Regions from separate parts of the Homo sapiens genome. Here region 2 is linked to region 1. Evidence: chromatin loops called from intact Hi-C (ENCODE). Cell type or tissue: B cell. All regions are shown on one strand. Links, peaks and the distances in the headings refer to the core of each region. The heading gives the core; the rest is flanking DNA.

Region 1 (12,663 bases), core at 4,975-8,974:
ACTCCATGTTCCTAAAATTGCAAAAATGCTGTATTTATTCAGAGTCAAGTTTTAGTAGACTTCCTGACTACATTAACAGCAGGCTAAGGATATTTTTTAAAGGTATCATACAGTATATTTTAGTTTTAAAATACCCTAGGGCCTGATCCCAAGTGTTAGCCCCCATATGCAAAGTAAATTATCATATTCCCAACAAATACGAAAGTAAATATGTAAGAGAATGAATGGCAAGTGGGAAATTGAGTGCGTGAGTAAATACACAGACTAGTGTAATCAGGAAGTCTACTAAAAATTGACTCTGAATAAATAAAGCATTTTTGCAATTTTAGAAACATGGAGAGTACTTTATAATTAAGCAGCCCAATTCCTATCTGTAAATACACAGATAGGAAGCATGGAAAGACAGGGAGATGTATGGAAAGACAGGGAGATGTTATAGATTTACAAGGACAATCTTGGCTCAGCTCCCTAGTGCCTACGGCTTTCCTCTAAAGTTTCCTCAGAATCATAGGATTTGAATAGGGGGCATCCTAAAGGGCATCAGTGTCACAGGTATGCAAAATACTTTTTACAGCTTATCCTTATCTCTAACTACTCACACAGCAGAATCTGTGCTTCATCCAAACTTGTCTACTCAGAGGTTACACATCATGACCACAAATATTATCAACTTTCTACTAAGTGTCAGACCATGTACTAGGCACCAAGAATATGGTGCTAAAATAACTAAAGGAGTATAATTGGACTGTTTATAACACAAAGGATAATGCTTGATAGGATGAATACCCAATTTTCCATGATGTGATTATTACGTATTGCATGTCTGTACCAAAATATCTCATGTACCCCATAAATATACACACCTACTATGTACCCACAAGAATTTAAAAATGTTTTTAAAAGGCAGACATATTTCCTGTCTTCATGGAACTTATAGTCTAGCAGGCTGACTTTGGACCATCCCTTATCCCCACAAAAATTGCCAATCTCTCCTTTCTGCCCTTGATAAAATTTCATCTTCAAAAATGTAGCTCAAGCCTTTCCACCTCCTTGAGGTCTTTTCCAACCATCTTGTCCACTCTAATTGGTTTTAAATCTGGATTCCTGGAGCACCAGGTATCTTCCCTTCATGTTGGGCATTCTTCATTGCCTTGTATACCTATTTCTTTATGGGCCTCACCCACCGAATTGGATCATAAATATGTTTACAGCACAGATCAAGCCATATTCATCCCTTACCCTAGTGCTTGGCATGGTGCCTGGCATGTAGTAAATGCAACAGATGGTATTGTTGCTGCTGCTCCTAGTTAAGACAGTATAATATGTAGTGTGTGTGTGCGTGTGTGTGTGTGTGCATGCGTGTGTAGTGACAGAAATCCATGGCCTTTCATGCATTTGCACCCTTACATGTATTGCCCCCTTACCCTTTTGTCTGGTTAATACATAGGCTTCTTTCAAAAACAAGTGAAATGTTACCTCCTTTCCGAACTAAACTGTTAGCTCCTTGATGGCAGGGACCATAGTTTATTTACGGTAGAACACTTGGAGTACAAAAGTTGCTAAAAAAAAAAAAAAAAAAAAAATGAAACCACCAGGCCGGGTGTGGTGGCTCACGCCTGCAATCCCAACACTTTGGGAGGCTGAAGCAGGCGGATCACCTGAGGTCAGCAGTTTGAGACCAGCCTGGCCAACATGGGGAAACCCCATCTATACTAAAAAAAAAAAAAAAAAATTAGCTGGGCGTGGTGGCAGATGCCTGTAATCCCAGCTACTAGTGAGGCTGAGGCAGGAGAATCAATTGAACCCGGGAGGCGGAGGTTGCAATGAGCAGAGATGGCGCCACTGAGCTCCAGCCTGGGAGACAGAGCGAGGCTCCCTCACAAAAAAAAAAAAAAAAAAAAAAAAGCAAAAAACAAAACAAAACAAAAAAAAAACCACCACGAAACCACCAATCCTCCACATAATAATAGGAGAGACTTCAGTCACTTTGTTCCACTAGGAAATTTGCTGACACTGATTTTCACATGTGCTTTCACCCGATTCTTCCTGTTTGTGTTACAAAATCCCCAGGTATTTGAGTATCAAATGAAGTAATAATAAAGTCTCTGGCATTAAGTAGATGCTCTATAAAAGCCCTCTTCCTCTATGTTCATTCATTGCATGAAGAAATATTGACTGCCTAACATGTGCCATGCACTATTTTATGCTCTGGGAAAAAAATGCATCAAACAATAACAAACAAAAATCCAAGCCTTCATGAACCTTACATTCCAATAAGGGGAAATAGGCAATAAACAAAATAAATACATAATGGTCATAAACTGTCACATTTAAGAAAAAAAATGAAACACGCAATAAAGATTAATTAAGAATGTCAGGGCCGGGCGCAGTGGCTCAAGCCTGTAATCCCAGCACTTTTGGAGGCTGAGGCGGGCAGATCAGGAGGTCAGGAAATCGAGACCATCCTGCCTAACATAGTGAAACCCGGTCTCTACTAAAAAATAAAAATAAAAATAAATTAGCCAGGTGTGGTGGTGGGCACCTGTAGTCTTAGCTACTCGGGAGGCTGAGGCAGGAGAATGGCGTGAACCTGGGAGGCGGAGCTTGCAGTGAGCTGAGATCGCGCCACTGCACTCCAGCCTGGGCGACAGAGCGAGACTCGTCTCAAAAAAAAATGTTAGGGGTGCGTGGGGCTGAATTATTTTGTATAGAACCGTCAAGGAAGGCTTCTCTGAAGAGACAATATTTGAATAGAAATCTGAATGAAGACAGGGAGTAAGCCATGAAAATATCTGGGGTAAAGGGAAGAGTGTTAGAGTATAAGTGAAGGCAAAAGTCTTGTGGCAGGCATGTGTTTAGCATGATTAAGGAACATCAAGAAGGGCTTTTAGATGAGACCATAAGTATTTGCTGAATCCAAACCCATTTGCACACTATACATGAATGTTCTATGATGTACAGATATATATATATACATACACACAAATATATATGTGTATATACAGATATACACACACACACACACACACACACACACACACACACACACGTGGATCTTTAAGTGTTATGGGTTAAATTGTGACCCACCAAAAGATATGTTGAAGTATTAACCCTCGGTAACTGTGAATGAGGTTTATGAGAATTTTATACCAACAGAAACACTGCCAGTCTGGGCTGAAAAAGACAGAGATGAGAAAAACGCAGGAAGAATAATTTCTTGTTTCCTTTAGTTAGTTTTTTTTTTAATTTCCAACATTTATTTTAAGTTCAGAGGTACATGTGCAGGACATGCAGGCTTCTTACGTAGGTAAATGTGTGCCATGATGGCTTGCTGCACAGACCATCCTATCACCTAGGTATTAAGCCCAGGATTCATTCAATATTCTTCTGGATGGTCTCCCTCCTCCCACCCCTCACCTTCTGACAGCCCTTAGTGTGTGTTATTCCCCACCCCCCACCCATGTGTCCAGGTGTTTTCATCATTCAGCTCCCACTTATAAGTGATAACATGTGGTATTTGATTTTCTTTTTCTGTGTTAACTCGCTGAGGATAATGGCTTCCAACTCCATCCATGTCCCTGCAAAGGACGTGATCTTATCTCTTTTTATAGCTGCATAGTATTCCATGGTGTATATGTACCACATTTTCTTTATCCAGTCTATCATTGATGGGCATTTGGGTTGATTCCATGTCTTTGCTATTGTGAATAGTGCTGCAATGAACATATGCATACATATATCTTTATAAAATAATGATTTCTATTTCTCTGGGTATATACTCAGTAATGGGATTGCTAAGTCAAATAGTATTTCTGCCTCTACATCTTTGAGGAATCGCCACACTGTCTTCCACAATGGTTGAACTAATTTCCACTCCCACCAACAGTGCAAAAGAGTTTCATTTTCTCTAAAATCTCACCAGCATCTGTTGTTTCTGGACTTTTTAATAATAGGCATCCTGACTGGTGTGAGATGGTATCTCACTGTGGTTTCGATTTCCATTTCTCTAATGATCAGAGTGATATTGAGCTTTTTTTCATATGTTTGTTGGCCACATGTATATCCTCTTTTGAGAAGTGTCTATTCATGGCCTTTGCCCATTTTTTAATGGGATTTTTTCTTTCTTTCGATTTTATTTTAAGTTCCAGGATATGTGTGCAGGACGTGCAGGTTTGTTACATAGGTAAAAGTGTTCCATAGTGGTTTGCTGCACCTATCAACCCATCACATAGGTATTAAGCCCCACATGCATTAGCTATTTATCTTGATGCTCTCCCTCCCCCTGCTGTCCCCCTGACAGGTCCCAGCGTGTGTTGTTCCCCTCCCTGTATCCATGCATTTTCATTGTTCACCTCCCATTATAAGTGAGAACACGCAGTGTTTGGTTTTCCGTTCCTGTGTTAGTTTGCTGAGGATAATGGCTTCCAGCTCCATCCATGTCCTACAAAGGACAAGATCTCATTCCTTTTTATGGCTGCATAGTATTCCATTGTGTAATGTAGCATATTTCTTTATCCAGTCTATCACTGATGGATATTTCGGTTGATTCCATGTCTTTGCTATTGTGAATAGTGCTGCAATGAACATACGTATGCATGTATTTTTACAATACAGTGATTTATATTTCTTTGGGTATATACCCAGTAATGGGATTGCTGAGTCAAATGGTATTTCTGCTGCTAGGTCTTTGAGGAATTGCCACACTGTCTTCCACAATGGTTGAACTAATTTACATTCCCACCAACAGTGTAAAAGCATTCCTATTTCTCCACAGCTTTGCCAGCATCTGTTGTTTCTTGACTTTTTAATAATCATCATTCTGACTGGCATGAGATGTTATCTCATTGTGATTTTGATTTGTATTTCTCCAATGATGAATGATGTTGAGTTTGTTTTTGATATGTATGTTGGCCACATAAATGTCTTCTTTTGAGAAGTGTCTATTCATGTCCTTTACCCACTTTATAATGGGGTTTTTTTATTCTTGTACATTTGTTTAAATTCCTTATAGATTCTGGATATTAGAACCTTGTCTGAAGGATAGATTGCAAAAATTTTCTCCTATTCTGTAGGTTGTCTCTTCACTCTGATGAGAGTTTCTTTTGCTGTACAGAAGCTCTTTAGTTTAATTAGATCCCATTTGTCAATTTTTGCTTTCGTAGCATTGCTTTTGATGTTTTTGTCATGAAATCTTTGCCCATGCCTATGCCCTGAATGGTATTGCCTAGATTTTCTTCTAGAGTTTTTATAATTTTGGGTTTTAGAACAAAGCTGGAGGCATCATGCTACCTGACTGCAAACAATACTACAGCCGATAGTAACCAAAACAGCATGGTACCCATACAAAAACAGATACATAGATCAATGGAACATAATAGAGATCTCAGAAATAAGGTCACACATCTACAACCATCTTATCTTCGACAAACCTGGCAAAAACAAGCAACTGGGAAAGGATTCCCTATTAAATTAATGATGCTGGGAAAACTGGCTAGCCACATGCAGAAAATTAAAACTGGACCCCTTCCTTACACCTGATACAAAAATTGACTCAAGATGAATTAATGGGATTTTTTCTTATAAATTTAAGTTCCTTGTATATGCTGAATATTAGACCTTTGTCAGATGCATAGTTTGAAAGTATTTTCTCCAGTTCTGTAGGTTGTCTGTTCATTCTGATTATAGTTACTTTTTCTGTGCAGAAGCTCTTTAATTAGATCCCATTTCTCAATTTTTGCTTTTGTTGCAATTGCTTTTGGCGGCTTCATCATGAAATGGTTGCCTGTGTCTATGTTCTGAACGGTATTGCCTTGATTCTCTTCTACTAGGAATTTTATAGTTTGGGGTTTTACTTTTAAGTTTAGATGTCTAGCATGGCCGAGTAAGTTTTCTTTGATTATTCCCTCAAATATGTTTTTCAAACTTTTATATTTCTCTTCATCATCAGGAACACCAATTATTCTTAGGTTTGGATATTTAACATAGTCCCAAACTTCTTGGAGGCTTTGTTCATTTTTTAAAATTCTTTTTTCTTTGTCTTTGATGGACTGGGTTAATTCAAAAGTCTTGTCTTCGAGCTCTGAAGTTCTTTCTGCTTGTTTGATTTTATTGCTGAGATTTTCCACTGCATTTTGCATTTCTCTAAGTGTGTCCTTGATTTCCAGAAGCTGTGATTGTTTTTTATTTATGCTATGTATTTCACTGAAGAATTTTCCTTTCCTATCCTGTATCATGTTTTTGATTTACTTAAGTTGGACTTCACCTTTTTCTATTGCCTCCTTGATTAGCTTAATGACAGACATTCTGAATTCTTTTTCTCGCAGTTCAAAGATTTCGTCATGGTTTGGATCCATTGCTGGTGAGCTGGCAGGATATTTTGGGTATGTTAAAGATCCTTGTTTTGTCATATTACCAGAATTGTTTTTTTTGTATCCTTCTCATTTGGGTAGACCATGTCAGAGGGAAGATCTGGAATTCAAGGGCTGTTGATCAGATTATTTTGTCCCACGGGGTGCTCCCTTGATGTGGTGTTTTCCCCCTTCCCCTAGGAATGGGGCTTCCTACAGTACAGAGGAACTGTAGTAATTGTTTTTGCTCTTCTAGGTCTAGCCACCCGGGGGAGCTACCATGCTCTGAGCTGGTACTGGGGAGTTTCTGCAAAGACTCCTGTGATATGATTCATCTTCAGGTCTTGTAGCCGTGGATACCAGCATCTGCTCTGGTGGAGGTAGCAGGGAAGTGAAGTGGACTTGGTGCAGGTCCTTGGTTGTGTTTTTGTTTAGTGGGCTGGTTTTGTGTTGGTTGGCCTCCAGCCAGGAAGTGGTGCTTTCAAGAGTGCAATAGCTGCAGTCCTATAGGGAGGAGGCAAACTTGCCCTAGAGACACCTGGTTAAGTATTCAGGTTTCTCAGGCAGCAGGCAGGGCCACAGAGCTCCCAAAATATTATGACCTTTGCCTTCAGCTAGCAGGTAGAGAAAGACCACCAGGTGGGGGCAGAGATAGGCATGTCTGAGCTCAGCCTATCCTTGGGCCGGGCTTGCTGTGGCTGCTGTAGGGGCTGGGGTGTGGTTCCCTGTCTAATGGTGTTATATTCCCGGGGGATTATGGCTGCTTCTGCTGAGTCATACAGGTAGCCAGGGAAGTGCGGGACACCTGGCAGTCACAGGCCTCACCCAGCTCTCACACAGCCTGCAATCCTAAAAGCGGGTTTCACTTCCCCCATGCCCCCGCCAACATCACTGAGTCTATTTCGAGGCAGCCGGTGACCAGGGCTGAGAACTCGCCCCAGACCACGAACCTCCCTGTTGAGAGAGCAAGCAGGCTCACAGTTTTTCAGTGTCTCAGGAGTTTGCAGCGGTAATCCAGTTCCTTCAAAGGATCTCTGGATTTTCTTGGCTTTCCTGGTGTGTTCCTGTGGTAGTTCTTGGGAGCAAAAGTTCACGAAGTGAGTCTCCACACACTGCTCTATCAGTCTGACCAGGAGCTGCAAGCTAGTCATGCCTTCTATCCACCCTCTTAATCTGAAAACTCCATTGTATTTTGGGAGCAGCTAACTTTTTTTCTAGGTTTCACAGGTCCACAGAAGAGAGAAATTTTGCCCCAGGATGGACCACACCCTGAGTCTCATCCTTCCTTACGCAGATGAAGTAGAAGATGAGTTTTGGGACTCTTTGAGTTGATTAAATTTAGGTGAGATTTTTAAGACTTAGAATTGATGCCGGAATGGGTTAGAACTTTTGGAGATGTTGTGATAGAGTGAATGTGTTTTGCCCATGGGAAGGGCATAAATTTTGGAGGGCCAAAGGAAGACCATTTTGGGTGGTAATGTGACCTTTAAAATGATATGTTGAAGTCCTAGCCATCAGTACTTGTGAATGTGACATTATTTGAAAATAAAGTCTTTGCAAATGTAATCAAGATGAAATCATTAAGGTGGCCCTAATTCATTATGACTGGTGTCCTTATAAAGAAGAGGAAAGTGACAAGTGAAGACACACACACACACACACACACGGACACGCTCATATACACACAGACATAGCCATGTGAAGAGAGAGACAGAAATTAGAGTTATACTGCCACAAGCCAAGGAATATCTGGACTTACCAGAAGCTGAAAGAGACCAGGAAGGATTCTTTCTAGAGGTTTTCGATGGAGCATGGCCTTGCCAATACTTTTATTTTTTATTTCAGATTTCTAGCCTCAAGAACTGTGAGAGAATAAATTTCTGCTGTTTTAAGGCACCCATTTTGTGGTACATTTTACAGCATCAGAAAACAAATATGCCAAGTATTCATTTGTGTGGAGATATATCTTTATGAGTTTGCATGTATCAGGATTGGATGGCAATTTCTGAATGAGCATGTATATCTCTGTCTGGGTACCTATATGCATGATCTACATATAGTTGACCAGGAACATGAAAAATGATGTATAATCTGCCAGAAAGTCTCAAGATAGGTAGATAATTTCCCCAAACTCATTGATTGACTTATTCCCTCAACAAGTATTCACTGGGTTCCTTCTATGTTCTAGGCACTGGGGACAATCATGATTAAGATATCCTTAGACTGCTGAGTCTAGTGCTATGGGAACCCAGAGGTAGAAACAACTTCCTTTATCTACTTACTTTCTGGGGCTCCTGTTATCTCTCTAATCTTATTTCCATTCAAGGAAAGATAGTGAGAAGTTGAATTACTAAATAATACAAGAATACTTATAAAAGAGAGTTGCGACATTTGAGACTGTCCCCTTCCTAATTTATGTGTTTAAAAGCAGCATGATCTAGTACTTAAAGGCAAGGGCTCTGGTGTTAATTTTGTGTTGAGATCCCAGACGACAAATGCTAGCTGTGTGACTGAAAGCAAGTTATTTAGTTAACTTCTCTAATTCTATATTTCTTCATTTGTTAAAAGAAAAGGTGGCGGAGCAATAATATTTCATAGAATTGTACTGAAGAGTCAACAAAATAATCTTTATACAGGGCTAACACAGTTCTGGGCACTCAGAAGCCAGCCCTCTTCTGACCCTTGAATACTCAAGAAAAAGCTCTTTTGCTTGAGTACTTTTTCCACTATATGAGTGTACTGTTTCCTGCTAGCAGAAGAGTGAGTAGATGACAGGGTGTGAAATACAAATTTAAGATTCCCAAGGTCACTCTCTATTTAAACCCACACAGTTTATAAGGATGATATTTCCTGACTTTATTTTGAATTAAAACGGGATAACTTTAACACACCATCATGACCATTTTAGTATGTAGGCCTTGTCGAGAATTTAGAATAGTGTCTTGCACTTAGTAATTGCTCAATAAATGTTAATTATTATTGCTATTTGTGATAAATACTGCCTTCACCTGCCAACTAAAGAATTGGATAAAGGAGACAGGGGATCCAAAGTAAGAAACCCATATTCATTTTATTGGAACTTGAACTGACTTTATCAAAGAGGAAAGGGAAAGAAAACAATGTTTGCCTAGATTCCAAATGCTCCAAGTGAAATTACTCTTCCTAGGAAGTTGCTTCATTTTGGCTCTGGGTTCTTCCCATTTCACTTTGAAAAATGTAGACTCTCACTCTGGAAATAAGCAACTCTTAGCTTGAGGAAGTCAGAACAATTCTATTCTATTTATAAAAAGCAAAGCAGATTCCAGAGGAGGCAGCAAGACTTGAGCAGGGAGATTGGATTCCTTTGGAAAAAATCTATCCCAAGATCTTGAAAGTGGATAGTTTCAGCCAGATCAGCTTACTTTGGCATTTTGGAGGGTAGAAGAAGCTTCTCTCTCAACATTGTCTAAGGTTAGCAATCTCTGGAAGCCAACCTCTGACAACAGCTCTAAGGAAACTTTGCTGAGAGCAAAACTTCAAATATCAACTGCTACTTCAGTAAGGAGTGTCAGGAAGGGAACTTTAAAGTCACTGAAAAAAAATCATTGATACAAGAAGTATCCAAAGCCTTAGCAGGGAAGCATAAACCTTGGAAAGTTCCTGGGAGTAAGGGGACCCACAAACGGGAAACACAGTTAGTTAATCACTGTCACTATGTGTAGTTCTAAAGCCCAGGCATTACATTTATAAATGCAACTCTTGCTAATTCTCTAGGCCTGGGCACATTGGTATCAGCTGCTCTCCCCATGACTTCCCTCTTTTCCATCCATGCCTGTTACCCTTTGAGAATGCACTCACCAGCCTTTAGATCATTATGATGATTAATAAGATAAATTTAAGCCACTGAAGGAAGCCCTTTGGACTTCAAAGTGCAAAAAGAAAATTGGAGAAGGCTATTATGGCAATTTTGGCCTCAAATTGCTTTATACAGTAGTAGGAATAGATTCACTACAGGAAAGGACTAGGCCACTGGGAGCACAGTCAACCCTACATATTCTCAAAATAGCAGGACGTAGCCTGGCAAGCATATCAAGTAGGCCAGGGCTACGGGCAGTGAAACTTCCAAGAGAACACAAGAAGTTACTACAAAGTGGGTAGGGCCAAAATAATATTTCGTACAGGGGACACATTTGGAAATATCTGCTCTGTACATAGTGACCACCTTATAACTCCTCTTTGATTAGCAAAGGTGTTCCAATAGCTTATATTACATGACCCTAGCTTCCTGATCAGAGCTGGTTTATCTAGGTATAAGTAGCTGGCTCAAGCCTGGTCAATCGGTGAGTGTCCACTTCCTTGTGATTTGGGAATTGGAACAAACAGAACCAGTACCTGTTCATGTGACTGAACTGTAACTTATAAACTCGAGAGATGAGGGAGCTATCTCTTGCTCACTAGGTAATATAATTTGCTAAGAGAGAAGAAATAAGCAGATATGCCAAGGGAAGCATATATAAGACATAGAAAGAAAATCACCTTAGGTTGCTGACAACTTCCCATTTCCAAAACCCAGTCCACTCCTAAGATCCAGTCACATTGCTCTTGTGTTTAAGCTAGCTTCAGCTGGTTTACACCCTTTGCAACCAAAGGATATTAATGAATAAATAACATGTATAAAGGGGAAGCTGCTGCTTCAGCTTGTGTTAAGTGTCACCATGAGGCAGTATAGGCCCAGTGATGCCACACATTTCAAGTTTTTCAAGAAAACTGTGAGCTTATTTTATGTGAAATCATCTGCCTTTTACACACTGGCAATTAATTCAAATTTTGAAAAGAACATGGCTCAAGGCAAGTACATCTGTGGCCTGAATGTGACTTGTGAACCCTTGAGTTGTGACCTCGGTCAGCAAAATCTGTCTTACATGTTACTTCTTAGATCTTTCATCTATTTTTATCTTTTTCATATGTACCCATTTGTACATTGCATTACACTGCTTAACAGGACCCACAGTTACTGACTCACTTTGATTCTATTTCCTTTTTTGGTCTTACTGACTAGTTAGTTCAATATTTCATAATGATTAAAAATGTAGATTGTATAGCCAAACTATCTGCGTTCAAATTCAAATTCTACAAATTATTAGCAGAGTATTCCCAGTTTCTTTACAGCTATTGTCAGAGGTTTGGGGTACTGGAGTTTCCCCATTTATCAAATGGATATAGTAAATTCAATGCTTAGAGTAGTACTTGGTACATTTATTGCTGTATTATTAAAATTATTATTATTGCTTTGACTACTCTGACTAGTAATCATTTCTACCAGTCCAGACTCCCACAAAGTACCAGTCTCATCCCTTCTCCCTGATCAACAATGATTTTTGAGTCCTAAGGTTTCTGTCTACCTTCTGGTCCCAGTAATTTTTCTGGTCTTCATTGACTGACCCTCAGTGAAAAAAATCCCTCTAATTTCTGTGTACAGTACTGAAAGCAGCTGTTTATGCAATCTCTAATGTTTTGAATAGTAAAGAATAGCTTTCGGGTATAGTGTTCCTCATATCGTGCTTATAAAAAATAAGAGACTCTTATTTATGGTTGATTCCTGGGTTGTGCCTACTTTTCCAGTCTTTTTTCCTGCCACCAACTTATGTGTCAGCCATAATGAAACACTATTTCCTGAACATAGCATATCTCTGGTGTCTCCATTGATTTATACATAATGTTCCTTCCATCTGCCATGCTCCTTCTTTCTCAACTTGTGTATGTTGAAAACTCCTATTTATCCTTCAAGACTCAAATATCATCTCCTCTAGCAAGTCTTCTCTGACCGTCTAACCCCACAAATCACCCACATTTTACTTGCTCATATTAATAACTTTCTCACTTGGCAAGTTTGCCAAAACTCCTCTCCTGAAGTTGACTCAACTTTCCTCTAACCCTCAGTGTCCTTATCTAAAAAGTGAGCATAACTATTGTGAATTTTCTTAGTATGGTCCATGGCATATATTAAGTAATCAAGAAATGTTAGATGTTAGCTAGAGTTTTGTCTGTCTCCCAGCTGAGCTCCAGGGCAAGACTGAGGTCTCAGATTTTTGTATACCCAGGCTGTAGCACAGAGCTGACTACATAGAGGGTTCTCATGGCATATATATTGAACAAATAAATGGGATGAATAACTGAATGCTGCTTCCCCATTTCAAAAGCCATCTGCCTTACATAAGTGGAAATGGTTAATATATATGACCAGATTTAATTAAACCAAAGCTGCAGATCATATTTGAGTTATTATTCTTGTAAAAATGTACTCTGAACCCCTTTCCATGTTCTCTGTCCATTACAT
Region 2 (12,663 bases), core at 5,043-9,042, 55 kb before region 1:
CAGGGTACAGTATTGTTCTGCCTGTTCCCAGTCTTTTCCTGTTTCTAGTAAGTATACATTGTTGTCATTGTTCGGCCTGTGCAGCATTTCCACAGTGCTCCATAGCCCATCTGTCCATCCCTTCTCCACAGTGCTTTATGCTTTCCAAGATTCCACCCAAAGAAGGCTGTGGGAAAGATGGTGAATTTGAGGTTAATTCATTGTTCCATGCTCTGCAGTAACTTCTAGAAATATCCTTGTTTACCTTACTAGAAATTGAATTCCAATCATAATTTTGGTGATAATCCTTGTGCAAGAAGGAAATGTTTCTTCAAGGTAATTTCCTCGTCTTAGAAGGAAAGGTTAATACCACCAAAATATAGACTTCTTTCTCTCATATTTTCAATTTGTTGTTTGATATTTTCAAAAGAAAAAAGACTGAAATGAAAGTATCCTGAGGAGTTGGGGTTTCATAAAAGCAGTGGCATGTGAATATGTATACACTGCTGCCAATAGTGTAGCCCTAATTAAGCACTTCAGTTCACAAACTGTGACCACTAAACTTTCTGTTGTTCTTTAGAACCTATTTTCTTGTCCAGAGAACTAAAGTGGATTACAGTATCCCCTGAACCACCTACTTTTGAACGTTGGTATTACTTAAAATAATTTTTTTTAATTATTTTGAGATGGAGTCTTGCTCTGTCGCCTAGGCTAGAGTGCAATGGTGCAATCTCGGCTCACTGCAACCTCCGCCTCCCGGGTTCAAGCCATTCCCCTGCCTCAGCCTCTGAAGTAGCTTGGATTATAGGCACACGCCACCAAGCCTGGCTATATTTTGTATTTTTAGTAGAGATGGGGTTTCACCATGTTGGCCAGGCTGGTCTCAAATTCCTGATCTCAGGTGATTCACCTGCCTCGGCCTCCCAAAGTGCTGGGATTACAGGCGTGGGCCACCGGGCCCGGCCTACTTAAAATAATTTTACCTCAGACTTCAAACGGTAAAAGGAGGTCATATGCTATGGAGGGGGGGAGAAGCCTAAGATTTTAAGGCAAATAACAGTTCGCACACTTATTAGGTACATAATTTGTGCACAAAGTGCATACTCTGTCCACACATCATCCATAATGCCTCCTTTTAGGGCACAAAGTGAGGAACCAGGCTTTAGTTGCATTAGGGACAATTGATTTAACCATGTCTCTTAGCCCAGGAATCATTAAGCAGGACCTAAAATACAGGATCTATAGTCATTTGTCCTTTACCACGGTGGCATCAAATTATGCACGGTGAATAGACCAGGAAAAGGTGCAATATTCAGAATATTTAATTGATAAGGTACATGCACTGACCAATCAGAATGGATGTCACTGCATGTATCAGTTTATACTGACCTGTCAGAACACAGATGCCTCTCAAACTCAACATGACCCAAATTAAATTAATTGTTCTCCCAATCCTATCTCCAAACCTTACCCTCCTCTATTCCCTATGTGTGATCATATTGTCCCCATCTGAGACATTAATTACCTGAAGCTCAGCGAAGTTGATGTCTGACCTGAGTATTAAATGAGGTAACACTTGTGGCATGTGACTCACAACAAGCACTCAGTAAATGTGAGTTTATTTTCTTATTGCCTGAAACAATTCTTACATAGTCCTATCATTCTGACCTCTTGACTTCTCCCACTGATCTTTCCCCACTGAAACTCCTTTTCATCCTTATACTGATTTCCAGTTCCTCAGCACATATGTGTTCTCTCGATCCATCAGCCCATTCAAAGCCTCACTTGCCTCCTTTCTGGCCTGCAGTCACTTAAATGGTAGACTAACTTCAATGGTATACTAACTAGCACCTTAAAACTTTTTCTGCCTTGGCCCTGTTCAAGCTCTAAATAGCCCTTTCTGGTGGCCTATACTATTTCTAAATTGATAAATATTGACAAAGAAGCATCACAGAACCTACTCTATTTCCTGGTATTCCCATCTCAGTGAATGGCAGACCTACACATAGTCAAAAATCTGGGAGTCATTTTTAACTTCTCTCTCACTCACCTCCCATATCCAGTTTGTCATCAAATCCTGTTGAATCAACTTCAAAACGTCTCTCAAAACTAACCCTTCTTCTCCATTCCCACAGCATTTGCTTTTTTGTTTTGGAAGCCATATCTTGCAAGATCACTGCAGTGTTTTCCTAATCAGTCTTTCTGACCTCAGCTTCAGTCCTTCCATTACAGCCTTTATATTGCTGCTTCACAAAGAGTAATCTTATTAAAGCTGGCCATACCAATTGCTGAAAATTCATCAATGTCTATCTATTATCTATAAAGATAGTACAAGGTACCAATCAAAACATACAAAGTCTTCTGTGATTTGGCATCCTCCCTTTTTATATTTCCCTACAGGAGTGCCTCTGTATCCATGTGGGATATGTACCAAGACCCCCAGTGGATGCCTGAAACCATGGATAGTACCAAACTTCATACATACTATGTTTTACTTTTCTCGTTCTGAGAACTGAGAAAGCTGTTAAGCAACTAGGATGCAGGTAGCGTGCACAGCATGGATAAGCTGGGCAAAGAGATGATTCACATCCCAGGAAGGATAGAGTGGGATGGTGCAAGATTTCATCACACCACTCCAAACAGTATGCAATTTAAAACTTATGAATTTTTTATTACTGGAATTTTCCACTTAATATTTTCAGACCATGGTTGACCATGAGAACTGAAACTGCCCAAAGTAAAACTGGATAACAAGGGATTACTGCACATCTCTCTCTCTCTCTCTCGCCCTATATGCTTCAGATTTATGGAACTGATTACAAGTTCTTGAACTAAGCCAAATTATATCATTACTCTTTGTCTTGGTTATCATGTGTCCTCTGTATAAAATATGCCAAGTCTGCAGTCTACCCAAGTCCAATTTTTATCTTTTAAGACAGATCCAAACATTCCTTAAGCCATACCCCTCTTTGCCTCTGTAGATATATGATTGCCTTCTTTGTAACCTCACTATATCCTTAATATGTTTATCTCCTAGAACTGATAACATTTATATGCTCTTATTTATATTGCTGCCTGTCCTTACTATTACAATGTGAGACAAAGTACGGGACCAGGACAAAAGTTATAGGGAGGCAATTTCAGCTTAACCTAAGCATGAGTTTTTTAATAATAAAAACTCAGGTTGTTTCTAGGTATGCATCTAAGTTTCCTTTAAAAAATGTAAAACAATGAGGCATGTGGTCTTCAAAGACATCCTCCTGAAGACTTCACTATGATGAAAGTGCTCAAAAATTTCAAACTGGTTGTGGCTACTTTCACCAAAACTCATCAAACTTAAAATGGGTGAATTTTATGGTACATAAACTATACTTTTCAATAACAAAAAAAGAAATCAGAAAACATGTGCTGGCATACATTTCCTCCTGATGAGATTTTTGTAAAGAAAATAACGAGTATACACAAAATTTTTAAAAGAAGGTTACCTGTTCTTTGAAATGCAGCCTTTTCCACACTAATTGTTAAAAGACGGAAAAACATCAACTTGTACATATGTCTGTATGTCTGCAGAAGGGAAACTAGAAACCATAGTGGTGAGATCTTCCAAATACAAATATTGGATAATGTTCCCTACATTTTTCATAGTTAAGAGGGTAATTGAAAAGCCACAAAACGGAAATACTACTTATATGGGATTGAGGACAAATCAAAATGAGAATGGAAACACAGAAGGCAAGGAGAAAAAGGAGAGGGAAAGACAGAAACATGTCTGTGTGTCTATCTTTCTACATGTATATCTATATATATATAGAGAGAGAGAGAATGTAAGAGAGAGTGAGAAAGCAAAGCAGAATGCCCCCTTTGAACCACTCCAACCATCAGATCATCAATGCCTTCTACCATGGAAGGACAGCCCATAATTATAACGTAGACCAAAAAAACCCAGCCAATCCAGCACAAATAATAGTCATCTCTGGAAAATGATAGAGCTCTCCTTGTCCTTACTATATAAAGAGGCTCCTGGACTGGTGCAATTCCCTTCCAAAAGGTCTCCCTGCTTCTACTCTCGTCTCCCACAATTTCAACTCTACTTAGCAGTGCAAGTGATCTTAAAACATAAATCAAATAATATCTCCCCCTTTCTTTATACCTTCCAATGGCTACCCTTTAACATTCAGAATAAAATTTAAGTCAACTTTAGCCAGTACACATAATAAAAGTGCATTCACAAGCAAGACGGCGGAATAGGAGTTTCCAGTGCTAATTTTCTCACAAAACATCCATTTGAACAATTATCTATGCATGAAAATACAATTACAAGAGATAGGGAAGTCACTGAGAGATTATAGCACTTTTGTGGAGCACACACACACACACACACGAAGGATGCATTGCAAGGGGTAGAAAGGACAGTTAACTCTACCTACATTTAAAAAGGAAAAAAGAATGAAGATAAAATAAATAAAATTATAAATAAAACTAATTACTACTGATACCACAAAAATTCCAAGGAACAATTAAATGCTAACAAATTGAAGAGCAAAGAAGAAATGAATACATTCCCAGACATACATTTACCAAGACTGAATGTACCTTGACATAATAAAGGCATATATAGCAAGCCCACAACTAACATCATACCCAACGGTGAAAAGCTGAAGACTTTTTCTCTAAGATTAGAAACAAGACAAGGTGTTCACTTCTGCTACCACTATTCATTCAACACAGTATAGAAGTCCTAGCCAGAGCAAGTAGACAAGACAAAGAAATAAAAGCCATCAAAATCATAAAGTAAAAAGTAGAATTGTCTCTGTTGGCAGATGACCTATCTTATACATAAAAATCTCTAAATACTCCACCAAATAAACTCTAAGACATAATAAACAAATTCAGTAAAGTTCAGGATACAAAATCAACATAGAAAATCAATTGCATTTTGGTACACTAAGAACAAATTCTGAAAGAGACATTAAGAATTATAATAATGACAAAAAGTATAAATTCTTTAGGAATAAACTTAACTGAGTGGGTGAAAGACCTGTACACCAAAAACTATGAAACACTGATGAAAGAAATTGAAGATGACACAAATAAATGGAAAGATATCCCATGTCCATAGATTAGAATTAATATTGTTAAAATGTCAGTACAACTCAATCTAATGATTCAATGCAATCCCTATGAAAATTCCAAAGGCACTTTTCACAGAAACACAAAAACAAAATCCTAAAGTTCATATGAAACCACAAAACATGCCGAACTGCCAAAGGAATCAGAAAACATGGGGTGTGTGTGTGTGTGTGTGTACACAAATGGACTACTAGTTAGCCTTAAAAATAAAGTTATTTGTGACAACGTAGATAAAAGTGGAGGTCATTATGCTAAGTAAAAGTGAAAAAAGCAAGCCACAAAACGAATACTGCATGATCTCACTTATATGTGAAATCTAAAAAAGTCAAACTCATAGAATCATAGAGAAGAATGGTGGTAATCAGGAGCTGGGGGAAATGGGACGATATTGAGTAAAAAGAACAAAGTTTCAGTTATGCACTATGAATAAGTTCCAGAGATCTAATGAACAGCATTGTGACATTGTTCATCATACTGTAATGTGTACTCAAAATCTGCTAAAAGAACAGATATTAAATATTCTCACTACCAAAAAAGGTAACTATGTGAAGTGATATGTTAATTAGCTTGATTGTGGTAATCATTTCACAATGTATAGATATATGAAAATATGAATACATGTTTTTTTGTTTTTTTGAGTCGGAGTTTCACTCTTGTTGCCCAGGCTGGAGTGCAATGGCGTGATCTCAGCTCACCGCAACTTCCACCTCCCAGGTTCAAGCGATTCTCCTGCCTCAGCCTCCCGAGTAGCTGGGATTACAGGCATGCACCACCATGCCTGGCTAATTTTATATTTTTAGTAGAGATGGTGTTTCTCCACGTTGGTCAGGCTGGTCTCAAACTCCTGACCTCAGGTGATCCGCCCGCCTCAGCCTCCCAAAGTGCCGGGATTACAGGCGTAAGCCACCGCGCCTGGCCATGAATACATTTTTATGTGTTAATTATACCTCAATTTTTTTTTAAAAAAGTCAGCCATTCCCTTCATCAAAAGAGGCCTATTATACAAATGAGGACACAAGGGGTCCTGCATGATATAATGTATTGGCCAAATTCTGCCACCTGTTCTTGTAGTGCCTGCAAGGTAATAACGGTTTTAAAATTTTTTAATGATTAAAAATTTCAAAAGAAAAACACTATTTTGCGAAACATGAGAATTATATAAAATTCAAATTTCAGTGTTCATAAAGTTTCATGCAAACACACAAAGTGCATCTGCCCTATGCTGAAAGGATAAAAGTCCCAATATGTGGAATGAGGATGAAATTCGGGACTTTAGTAAAAGTCCCAAAGTGTAGATTGAGGAGAGACATTTAAAATCAAATAAAGAAATTTATTAATAAATGCATATTTTATTATACATTCCTTATTTGTTAAAAGATCCTTCTTACCTTTCTGAATTCCTCTCCTACTCTTCCCCTTGTTCACCACATTTGCATTACCCTTAAATCCTCCCAACATGCCAAATGCATTCTCTCTTCAGGGTCTTGCACTTATCTTCCTTCCTGGAACACTATCCCTGCTCCAAACTTTTGTCTTTGTTGGTTCCTTTTTATCTTTTAGATCTCAACTCAAATGTAATCATCTCACAGAGGCCAGACCACCCTGTGTGGCCTCCTCTAGTCATCCTTTTTCACTATATCCTACGTTTCCTTCATAACACATTTTACAGTTTGTATCATACTGATTGTTTTTTCATTAATTTTCTGTTTATCAGAATGTAATCCCATTTACAATAGCTACAAATATAATTTTTAAACCTAGGAATTAATCCAACCGAAGAAATGAAAGACCTCTATAATGAAAACTGTAAAACACTGAGGAAAGAAATCAAAGAGGACACAAAAACTTGCAATGATATTCTATGTTCATGGATTGGAAGAATCAATATTATTAAAATGTTCACACTACCCAAAGGTAGTCTGCAGATTAAATGCAATCTCTACAAAAATGCTAATGACATTCTTTACAGAAAGCTTGTTTGTCTTCACTTACTAGACTATAATATCTGTAAAGGCAGAAGCCAAGTATGTCTTATTCATTGCAGTTCTCCAGCACCTAGTTAAGTACCTGGCACATAATATGTGGTAATAAATATGGATTAAATGAATAAGTAAATACTACTCATCAGAATGCTTTTCAGCAAATATTTATTTATCTGAAGGTTTATGTTAATACATGTATTTATTTTTATAAATGACCAAACACAGTGTATTCAATCTTCTTTGTGAAAAATTAATAAAGAAATGATCCTAGCTACCCTGCACCTACACTATCTCTATTTTTTCCTTATTATTGTTTATTATTGGATCCTCATACTCCAGTATGCAATGCTTGACATATATAATAAAATTTTGATAAATATGGGCTGGAATATTTTTTTTCAAAATTCTACAACTCTTTTTCTATTTCTGTTTCAACTTTTATTTTAGGTTTGGAGGTACATGTGCAGGTTTGCTAAGTGAGTAAATAGCATGTCACTGTGATTTGATGTGCAATGAGGCAGTGAGCATAGTACCCAACAGGTAGTTTTTTGACCCTCAACCTCCTCCCACCCTCTCTCTCAAGTAGGTTCTGGTGTCTACAATTCCCTTCTTTTTATCCATGTGTACTCAATTCCTCATAAGCTCCCACTTACGAAAGAGAATATGTGGTATTTGGTTTTCTGTTCCTGTATTAATTCACTTAAAATAATGGCCTCCAGCTGCATCCATGTTGCTGAAATGAACATTGTTTTGTATTTTATGCCTGTGTACTATTCCATGGTGTATATGTACCATATTTTATTTATCCAGACCACCGTTGATGAGCATCTAGGTTGATTTCAAGTCTTTGCTATTGTGAATACTGCTGCTATGAACAAACAACTGCAGGTGTCTTTATGGTAGAACAATTCGTGTTCTTTTGGGTGTATATCCAGAAATGATACTGCTGACTTGAATGGTATTTCTGTCTTTGAGAATTCTTCAAACTACATTCCACAGTGGCTGAACTAATTTACACTTCCACCAACAGTGTATAAGCATTCCCTTTTCTCCAAAATCTAATAAACTTTTGTTATTTTCTGACTTTTAAATAGCCATTCTGACTGGTGTAAGATGTTATCACATGGTGGTTTTGATTTTTATTTCTCTAATAATCAGTGACGTTGAGAATTTTTCATATGCTTGTTGATAGCATGTATGTCCTCTTTTGAGAGGTATCTGTTCATGTCTTATGCCCATTTTTAATGGGGTTGTTTTTTCTTGTTAATTTAAGTTCCTTATGGATTCTGGATATTAGATCTTTGTCAAATGCATAGTTTGCAAATAACTTCTCCCATTTTGTAGGTTGACTGTTTACTCTGTGATCATTTCTTTTGCTAGGTAGAACCTCTTTAATTTAATTACTTCCCACTTGTCAATTTATGTTTTTGTTGATATTGCTTTTGGAGTCTTTGACATGAAATCGTTGCCATGGCCTATGTCCAAAATAGTATGTCTTAGGTTTTCTTCTAGGGTTTATACAGCTTTAGGGCTTACATTTGAGTCTCTAATCCATCTTGAGTTGATTTTGTATATGAAAAAAGACAAGAGTCCAGTTTCAATCTTCTGCTTATGGCTAGCCAGTTATGCTATCACCACTACTTGAAAAGGTTATTCATTGTTTGTTATTGAAATTTTGTTGAAGATCAAATGATTGCAGGTGTGTGGCTTTGTTTCTAGGTTCCCTAATCTGCTCCATTGGTCTGTTTCTGTTTTTGTATCAGTACCATGGTGTTTTAATTACTGTATTCTTGTAGTACAGTTGGAAGTCAAGTAGTGTGATGCCTCTGGCTTTGCTTCTTTTGCTTAGAATTCCTTTGGCTATTCAGGTTCTTTGTTGGTTCAATATGACTCTTGGAATAGTTTTTCCAAATTCTGTGAAAAGTAACCTTGTTAGTTTCATAGAAATAGAATTCGATCTGTAAATTGCTTTGGGCAGTATGGTTATTTTAACAATATAGATTTTTCCTATCCATGAGTATGAAATGTTTTCCATTTCATTGTGTTGTCTCTGATATCCTTCAGCAGTTTTTCTGTAATTTAAAATTTTTATGGGTACATAGCAGATGTATATATTTAAAAGGTACATGAAATATTCTGATAAAGAAAGCCAATGCATAACTATCACATCAGGGTAAATGTAGTATTCATCACCTCAAGCATTTATCCTCTGTGTTACAAAGAATCCAGTTATACTCTTGTCATTATTTTAAAACATAAAATTAAATCATTATTGACTATGATCACCCTCATGCTGTCAAATCCTACATCTTATTCTTTCTATTTGTTGTACTCATGAAACATCCTCACACCCCTCTCCAATGCCCCACTACCCTTTCAAGCTTCTTGTAACCATACTTCCACTCTCTATCTCCATGAATTCTATTGCTTTTATTTTTAGCTCCCACAAATAACTGAGAACATGCAAAGTTTGTCTTTTCATGCCTGGCTTATTTCACTGAAAATAATGACCTCCAATTCCATCCATTTTATTGCCAACGACAAGACTTTTTTATGGCTGAATGATACACTATTGTGTATATGTACCACATTTTCTTTATCCATTCATCTGTTGACAGACACTTAGGTTGCTTAAAAATCTTGGCTAATGTAAATAATTCTGCAATAAACATGAGAGTGCAGATATCTCTTTGATATACTGATTTCCTTTCTTTTGGGTATATATCTAGAAGTGGGATTGCTGGATTTTATGGATTTTATGGAGAACCAAATGGTTCTCCATAATGGTTATACTAATTTACATTCCCATCAACAGTGTGTAAGGGTGCCCTTTTGTCCATATCCTCACCAGCATTTATTTCCTGTCTTTTAAATAAAAGCTATTTTAATGGAAGTGAGATGATACCTCATTATAGTTTTGATTTGCGTTTTTCTGATGGTAAATGACATTGAGCACCTTTTCATATGCTTGTCTGTCATTTGTATGTCTTCTTTTGGGAAATGTCTATTCAAATCTTTTTCCCATGTTTTGATCAGATTATTAGATTTTTTTTCCTATAGAGTTGTTTGAGCTCCTTATTATGCTGGTTATTAATCCCTTGTCATATGGGAAGTTTGCAAATATTTTATCTCATTTTGTGGGTTGTCTCTTCATTTCGTTGATTGTTTCCTTTGCTGTACAGCTTTTTAAATTGATGTAATCTATTTTTCCATTTTTGTTTTAGATGCATGTTTTTGTGGGGTATTACTCAAAAAATCTTTGCCACTCTAATGTTCTGGGGAGTTTCCTCAATGTTTTCTTGTACTAGTTTCATAGTTTGAGGTCTTAGATTTAAGTCGTTAATCAATTTTGATTTGATTTTTGTGTATGGCAAGAGATAAGGGTATAGTTTTTTGAGTCTGCTTATAAATATCCAGCTTTGCCAGCACAATTTATTGAAGAGACTGTCCTTTCCTCAATGTATGTTCTTGGCTTTTGTCAAAAATGAGTTCACTGTAAATGCATTAATTTATTTTTGAATTCTCCATTCTGTTCCATTTGTGCTATGTGCCTATTTTTATGCCAGTACCATGTTGTTTTGCTTACTACAGCTCTGCAGTGTAATTTTAAGTATGGTAGTGTGATTCCTCCAGTTTTCTTCTTTTTGCTCAGGATGACTTTGGCTATTCTAGGTCTGTTGTGACTCCATATAAATTTTATGATTTTTGTTCTATTTTTGTAAAGAATGTCATTAGCATTTTCGTAGAGATTGCATTTAATCTGCAGACTACCTTTGGGTAGTGTGAACATTTTAACAATGTTGATTCTTCCAATCCATGAACATAGAATATCATTGCAAGTTTTTGTGTCCTCTTCAATTTCTTTCCTCAGTGTTTTACAGTTTTCATTATAGAGATCTTTCATTTCTTTGGTTGGATTAATTCCTAGGTTTAAAAATTATATTTTTAGCTATGGTAAATGGGATTACATTCTTGATTTCTTTTTGAGATTGTTTGCTAGTGGCATATAGAAGTCCTACTGATGATTGCATGTTGATTTGATCTCTTACAACTTTGCTGAATTTACCCATTGTAATAGTTTTTTCGTGGTGTCTTTAGGTTTTTCCAAATATAAGATCATATCATCTGCAAACAAAAACAGTTTGACATCTTCCTTTCCAATTTGGATGCCCTGTATTTCTCCAGCCTGACTGCTCTAGCTAGGACTTGCAGTACTACGTTGAATAACAGTGGTGAAAACAGGTATCCGTGTGTTTCTGATCTTAAAGGTTTTGGTTTTTCCCTACTTATTATGATACTGGTTGTGAATCTGTTGTATTTGACTTTTATTACATTGTGGTCTGTTTGTTCTATACCCAGATTTTGTTGAGGGTTTTTATAATGAAGGGATGTTGAATTTTATCAAATTTTTTTTTCAGCATCAATTGAGATGATCATATGGTTTTTGTCCTTCATTCTTTTGCTATAGTGTATCACATTGATTGATTTATACATGTTAAAACAGTCTTGACCCCTTGGAATAAATCCACTTAATCATGATGAATGATCTTTTTAACGTATTACTGAATTTGGTTTGCTAGTTAATGTTGTTGAGGATTTTCAATTCAATGTTCATCAGAGAAATTGACTTGGAGTTTTTTTAATGTGTTTTTGTCTGGCTTTGATATGAGAGTAATACTGGCCTCATAGAATGAGTTTGAAAGTATTCCATCCTTTATTTTCTGGAATAGTTTCAGTAGAAATAATATGAGTGCTTCTTTAAATGTTTGGTACAATTCAGCAGCACAGTCATTGAGTCATCAGATTTTCTTTGTGGGGAGACTTTTAAATGCAGCTTTGATCTCATTACTTATTACTGGTCTGTTCAGGTTTTGAATTTTCTCAATGTAGATACGTTGTATGTTTCTAAGAATTTATCAATTTTTTATAGATTTTACAATTTATTGGTGTATAATTGTTTATATTAGCCTGTAATGTTTCTTTGGATTTCTGTGAAATGAATTGTAATGTCTGCTTTTAAATCTCTAATTTTATTTATTTGGGTCTTCTCTCTTTTTCACTTAGTAAGTCTGGCTAGAGGTTTGTCAGTTTTATCTTTTAAAAAACCACAACTTTTTGTTTCATTGATCTTTTGTGTTGTTTCTTCATTTCATTTTCATGTATTTCCGCTCTTTGTTATCTCTTCTACTAATTTTGGGTTCGGTTTGCTCTTGCCCTCCTAGTTCTTCAAGATGCATCATTAAATTGTTTATTTGAAGTATTTCTTTTTTTCACATAGTGGCTTATAGTTATAAACTCCCCTATTAGGACTGCTCTCACTGCATCCTGTAGGTTTAGATATGTCATGATTCCATTTTCACTTGTTTCAAAAAAATTTTCAATTTCTTTCTTAATTTCATCTTTGACCCACTGGTCATTCAGGAGCATATTGTTTAATTTCCATGTGCCTGTATAATTTCCAAAATTGTTCTGTTTTTGATTTCTGGTTTTATTCCATTGTGATCACAGAAGATTCTTGATATTATCTCAATTTTTAAATGTTTTAAGACACATTTGTAGCCTAACATATGGC

What was found. A loop is a pair of places that touch in the nucleus more often than their neighbours do. Peaks named below come from ENCODE experiments on the same cell type or tissue, not always from the same donor. Only the 100,000 strongest peaks of a DNase experiment are listed, where the experiment ranks them.
Region 2: it touches region 1 in a loop (2.0-fold over the local background); 1 of 110 quality-filtered maps calls a loop at or near these places.

The regions. Positions count from the first base shown.
Region 1 is chrX:55,914,092-55,926,754 of GRCh38, reverse strand. It overlaps a transcript of KLF8 not described here. Among named protein-coding and RNA genes, the nearest start is that of RRAGB, 200 kb to the right of the region's middle. RefSeq lists enhancers at 6,864-7,113, 6,565-7,764. In B cell, for the core only: no CTCF peak of the experiment used is centred there; a DNase peak (open chromatin) is centred at 7,164; H3K4me3 peaks cover 314 bases; H3K27ac peaks cover 486 bases.
Region 2 is chrX:55,969,192-55,981,854 of GRCh38, reverse strand. It overlaps a transcript of KLF8 not described here. Among named protein-coding and RNA genes, the nearest start is that of KLF8, 260 kb to the left of the region's middle. In B cell, for the core only: no CTCF peak of the experiment used is centred there; no DNase peak of the experiment used is centred there.